2 separate regions of the Homo sapiens genome follow, and region 1 is linked to region 2. The links are chromatin loops, found by intact Hi-C in ENCODE. Cell type or tissue: dorsolateral prefrontal cortex. All regions are shown on one strand. Links, peaks and the distances in the headings refer to the core of each region. The heading gives the core; the rest is flanking DNA. Region 1 has its middle 29 kb from the start of NDUFB4. Region 2 overlaps HGD (homogentisate 1,2-dioxygenase).

The links. A loop is a pair of places that touch in the nucleus more often than their neighbours do. Peaks named below come from ENCODE experiments on the same cell type or tissue, not always from the same donor. Only the 100,000 strongest peaks of a DNase experiment are listed, where the experiment ranks them.
Region 1: a loop joins it to region 2, with 3 times the contacts of the local background. A loop is called at or near these places in 3 of 110 quality-filtered maps.

What each region holds. Positions count from the first base shown.
Region 1 is chr3:120,566,116-120,569,029 of GRCh38, reverse strand. No RefSeq gene overlaps it. Among named protein-coding and RNA genes, the nearest start is that of NDUFB4, 29 kb to the left of the region's middle. In dorsolateral prefrontal cortex, for the core only: a CTCF peak has its summit at 1,160 (motif pointing right); a DNase peak (open chromatin) is centred at 2,246; H3K4me3 peaks cover 889 bases; H3K27ac peaks cover 2,500 bases.
Region 2 is chr3:120,677,109-120,680,022 of GRCh38, reverse strand. The region is part of intron 1 of HGD (homogentisate 1,2-dioxygenase); the gene reads left to right. Among named protein-coding and RNA genes, the nearest start is that of HGD, 3.7 kb to the left of the region's middle. RefSeq lists an enhancer at 2,066-2,914. In dorsolateral prefrontal cortex, for the core only: no CTCF peak of the experiment used is centred there; a DNase peak (open chromatin) is centred at 1,622; H3K4me3 peaks cover 920 bases; H3K27ac peaks cover 1,952 bases.

The sequences.
Region 1 (2,914 bases), core at 150-2,649, 110 kb after region 2:
TGCCTGTGGTTTGGGGCCCACTGGTGCAGCCCATCTCCTCTCAACAGCTTTGCTGACCCCTTCTCGACAGTGCAGAGCCTCTCCCCTGTGTTTCTGTCACTGCACCAAAGCCACTCGTGGCAGCACCTTGTTCTTCTTTATGCAGTCACATTATCTGGGAATCTCAATGTGATTTGCAAGCTTACATAACTTCCCAAATGAGTCAGCATGCTCATCAAGAAGGCAGCATGGTGTCGTGGAAAGAACAAGGCATTTGGTGCCAGATAGAACAAGTTCAATTCCTGCATCTGCCACTTCCTAACTGTGTGTCTACACAAGTTATTCTACCTCCCCCAGCCTGTTTCTTCCTCTAACAAATGGAGATGAGAATATCTACCTAGGAGGGTTATTATAAGGATGAAGGGAGGTAAGGAACACTCAGAGTGTGATCAGTGTTTGCTTCTCCCATCCTATATCCTGATTTACACATCTAGCAGCAAATTCTTGAACCTTACTGACATGTAGTGAGTAGAAAATGCTGATTTGTCTTTGTCTGCTTTTAGCACCAGTTAATTTTTGATGAAAGTTTAAATCATGTATTTGTAAAGGAAAAATTGGTCTTGCTCTACTCTGGGCAAAGCAGGCACAGTGCGTGTGAAATAAATCAGCACCAGAAAGGTCTGTGGTGCTCTAGGTAGGGCTGGGCAGGCACAGCCTGGCTCAGGCCTGGCCGGACTGCAGTGGCAGCCAAAGATCACTAGCTTTCAGAGGAAACTTTGGGAGCATGCAGTAAGACAGACAGCCTGAAAAACAAAATATCCAAGAGAGGATGTGGGATCCAATCCGAATAGCTGCTTACCACAGTGGGGAGCGGTTAGGAATGGCATGGTAGAATGCCTTTTGCCAGACAAAGCAGCAGCATACGAATGAGGATGCTGCTGTGCTGGTCAGGGCTGGGGATAGTTCTGGAACTGTTTTTCCTAAGCGGTTAAAGCAAATGCAAGCTTAAAAAAAAAATAAAATCCCTGATCAGCAAATAAGTACTGCTACAAATGTTCTTCCCTGCTGGTCACAACACTATTAGGGCAGGAGTAGCAGACAAGCTCATTTCCAGGATCTTTACAGCCAGCATAATACATAGCTAGCAGTCAGCTGGGGGCAGCAGAGAGAATATTTATAATTTAGAGATGATTGGTTTGCATGTCCGTGGAGCAAAGAGGTAGCTAAAAAAGTAAAGCAAGAGCCGATCTTTAAACTCAGACACCCCAGAATGTTAGAGCTGGAAAAGATCTTTCAGATCATCTAACTGTTCTGGTGATTTTTATATACTAACAACAGCAGAACTTTTCTTTTAAATAAAATCTTATGCAGACTCTCCCCTTTAAAACAAATAAAAGGAGAGCTGCTCTGAGTAGGGGAGGGAGGGAGACAAGGGGGCAGTGTGGTTCTGGGACGGCAGCCTCTGAGCCTTCACTGTAGGTCTCCAGCAGTAGCCCAGAAATACGTCATGGAAATCCTGAGGCCCCACTGACCACAGCTTAGAAACCCCTCATCCAGTCTTAGGCTCACAGAGGGCAGGTGACTGGTCTAGGGTTACTGAGCAGAATTGGGACTAGAGCGCAAACCTCTTGATTTTAAGTTCCTTGCTCTCTGCTAAAAACCATCTCTCCTTCAGAAAAAAAAAAGTATCTGTAAAGATAAAGTTACCTCGTGAAATAGCTTATTAAAGTAAATGAGAAAGCCAGAGGCATCTGAGTGTAAACACTGGCTTTGAAAAGGATCCAATTTTATCTTCTTCTCTGCTGGACCCAAGGGCAGCTTCTTACTACATTTATTTTTAAGGCTTTTAGCGTAACAGTCACAAAATCCAAGGAGATTTACTAAATTAACGGTCACTTAAGCCAGGACGAGTCTAACCAGTTTGTACCTGTTAGAAAACAGAAACTTAAAATAATAGCTTAGTGTTAGAAAAAAAATTATTTTTACTATATTGGCACAATAAGAAAGGAAGGTGAAATGCACGGCAGATGAAGGGGCCAAACCAGAGCTCTCAGGCGCTGGAGCACGAAGCATTTCAGACTCTTGCCTCCGTTTATCGTTTGTGAGAACTCAGACAAGTCACAACGTCTCTGGACCTCAGTGTTTTCAATCTATAAAATGATTAAATCATTAAGGCTATTAAAGGTCAGTATGCAACAGAACTCTGACATAGAACTTCCCAGTGAGCAGGGTCAGCTGGTGCTGTGCCTAATTAACATGCAGCAGAAGTCTCTGTGTCCAAGGCCAAGGGCCTAGTAGTGCAATTAATACAGAAGAGAAAGGAGCGGGAGGAGGGAAGCAGGCAGAGAGGAAAGCAGAGCCTCTCCTTTCATGCTTCAGAGGACAGGACTTTGGTCAGCAGCATCCTGCACATTTATGTGAGGACTATTACCTGGAAGTCCTCTAAATGGCAAGATAAATGGCATGTGCATATGATGAAAAGTCTGTAAGGACATACACCAAAATGCCAACAGTGTTTTTACTGGGTTAAATGTTTATGAATGTCCTTTGCTTTCTTCCTTTCTTCCCTTCTTTCTTCCTTTCTTCCCTTCTTTCTTTCTCTTTCTTTCTTTCTCTCTCTCTCTTTCTTTCTTTTTCTTTCTCTTTCTTTCTTTCTTTTTTTCTTCCTCCCTCCCTCCCTCCTTCCTTCCTTCTTTCTTCATTCCTCTCATCCTTCCTTCTTGCCTTTCTCCTGTGTTTCCTACATTTTGTACCTTACCTATGTATTGCTTGTGTTTTCCCCACCAGAAGGTAAGCTCCATGAGTGCAGGAATTTTTGTTTCTTTTGTTCACTGCTGTATTCCTAGTGCCTAGAACAGTGCCTGGCATTTGGTAGGCACTCAATAAACATTTGTTGAGTAATGAATAATGTGCAATTTAAAAGTGAGAATTTTTT
Region 2 (2,914 bases), core at 223-2,722:
ATGTAACAAGCTTCTGGAGTGATTCTAATGATTAGCCAGAGACAGGACCTACTATTCTACGTAACTGATTTCCTCTTGCTGCTGTAAAAAATTACCACAAATTTATTGGCTTAAAACAACACAAATGTATTATCTTGAAGTTGTGGAGGTCAGAAGTCTGAAATCGGTTTCACTGGGCTAAAGTCGAGGTGTCAGTGTGGCTGTTTCTTCTGGAGACTCTATGAGAGATTGTGTTTTCCTGCCTTTTCCATGGATTCTGTTTCCTCTTCTAGAGGCTACCCACATTCCTTGGTTTGTAGCCTCTTCCTCGATCTTCAAAAAAATGTATCTCTGCTTTTGTAATCACGTCACATTTTCTCCTCTTATAAGTCAAATCTCCCTTTGCCTCCCTCTTATAATGACACTTGTGATTACATTTAGGATACACCCAAATAATTAGGATATCTCCCCATCCCAAGATCCTTAATTATATATGCAAAAGTCTGTTTGGCTAGAAAAGATAATACTCACAGGTTTCAGGGGTTAAGCCATACATATCTTTCAGAGTGAGCCATTAGCCATTATTCAGCCTACTGCGATAATGTGCAAGTTCCCTTTACAATCTATGTTCTATGTTCCCATCAAGGTTAATTAGAAATATTAGACTCTTTTTCCACAGAAAAAAAAAATGTAGCAGTAGTTTCATCTCTACCCTGACTTCTCTCTCTTTCCTTCATGCCCAGTAAGAGGAAGTGAGGTGCACCATCTGTTCATCTCATCAGGTGTTACCTAGAATCAGAGTCAGGAGAAAGCACCTCATAAAACTACTCTGACAAGTAAACCATATCCTGGGGACCAGGTGAGAATTAAAAAGCTGTATACTCATAAGCTGCCAAAGAGCTGATGGTACTGAAGTCACATGGAGCTCAGGAATTTATTCTTGCATTTAGAAAGTATGCATATAATTCTCTCGAAAAGAAATGAAATCATATTTTTCTGTCGGATCAAATTATTCAGAAATCCGAACTGTAGAAAACATACAAACACACTTGCTTAATGTTAGCTTTTTAATCTTATTTTTGTACACAGTATACTTTTACATAGGCACTGAACCAGCTGGAAATGAATGCTTGGATTTTCGCAGCTGATAAAAGCAGAGTTCAGATTCTGTCCTTGAGCTCAATGTCTGGAGAAAGCAGCTGTGAATACTGCTTCCTTAATTCAGATGCCTTTGGCCGTGAGGGGCATGGCATTTTAAAGCTGCAATAAACTCTGTACTTTTTCTCTCAGGGGATTAGAAAAACCAATTGATTTGATAGTGACTCAGCAGTTTTCACCTTCCTCTTTAGCCAATGCCCTGCAGCTAAGATTGAGAAACGGATTCAGAACTCACACCTCTTGGTGCTTGGTGGCTCCCTTCCAAACCATCAGCTGTTCTTTCTACTTTCTTTCCTATTTTTTAAAGCACAGTCTGAATCAAGTGCTTCAGAACCATTTATACTAACTCGTGTTCCAAACACATAACCCTGAACCCTCTTCTAAGGCCACCAGTTACAAAGAATGGGGAAGGTTAATGAGTAACTCCACCAGTGCCTGCCAGAAAGCTCAGCTGTACTCCAGCCTTCCTTCCTCTCTTGCAGAGAGAAACAATGCGGCAGTTGAACAAAGCGAAGGCACTGTAATGCCCAGTGGCTTCAGTCACAGGCTGGTCTAAAATTCCATTTCACAGAATTGAAGATAATTTGGGGTTATTACCAATTCTCAGCAGCTCAAATTCAATCCCGTTGATGGTGAGCATGGGGTTCATTTTGAGAGTAGAAAATTGGATGCAGTGGAGAATCAGAATGTTGGATGGTCTCTGCCATTTCCCCAAAGATATCATCCTAACTGCATGCTGCTGCTTTTAACAAATCAGTATACAACTTAGTATTTTTTGTGTTGACAAATTTTCAAATATACAAAATATTGAGTCTGAAGGCAAAAAGAATAATTTTTCACTTCCATTGCTTCCTAGGTCATAACATTCACATCTGATATTTCTTCCAAATACAGACTGTTGTTGGCCTGATCATCACTCACACATCCAGGCTTGTTACATCTCCACGCCACTGAGTATCAGGGAACCTGCCCCAATATTCACGTAGGTTCTTTTCTATTTTCCCTAAGCGTCGGCCAACTTTAGAAATAAAGGGACAGAGTACAAAAGAGAGAAATTTTAAAGCCGGGCATCCGGGGGAGGCATCACATTTCGGTAGGTTCCGTGATGCCCCACAAGCCACAAAAACCAGCAAGTTTGTATTAGGGATTTTCAAATGGGGAGGCAGTGTGCAAATAGGTGTGGGTCACAGACATCAAGTACTTTACAAGGTAATAGAATATCACAAGGCAAGTGGAGGCAGGGTGAGATCACAGGACCACAGGACCGAGGCGAAATTAAAATTGCTAATGAAGTTTCGGGCACCATTGTCATTGATAACATCTTATCAGGAGACAGGGTTTTTAGGATCAACTGGTCTGACCAAAATTTATTAGGCGGGAATTTCCTCTTCCTAATAAGCCTGGGAGCGCTGTGGGAGACTGGGGTCTATTTCACCCCTGCAGTCTCGACCATAAGAGACAGGCGCACCTGGAGGGGGGCTGTTTATAAGCCTATACCTCCTGGCTCGTATTCTCTTTCTCAGGGATGTTCCATGCTGAGAAAAAGAATTCAGCGATATTTCTCCCATTTGCTTTTGAAAGAAGAGAAATATGGCTCTGTTCTGCCTGGCTCACCAGCAGTCAGAGTTTAAGGTTATCTCTCTTATTCCCTGAACAATTGCTGTTATCCTGTTCTTTTTTCAAGGTGTCCACATTTCATGTTGCTCAAACACACATGCTGTACAATTTGTGCAGTTAATGCAATTATTACAGGGTCCTGAGGCAATATACATCCTCC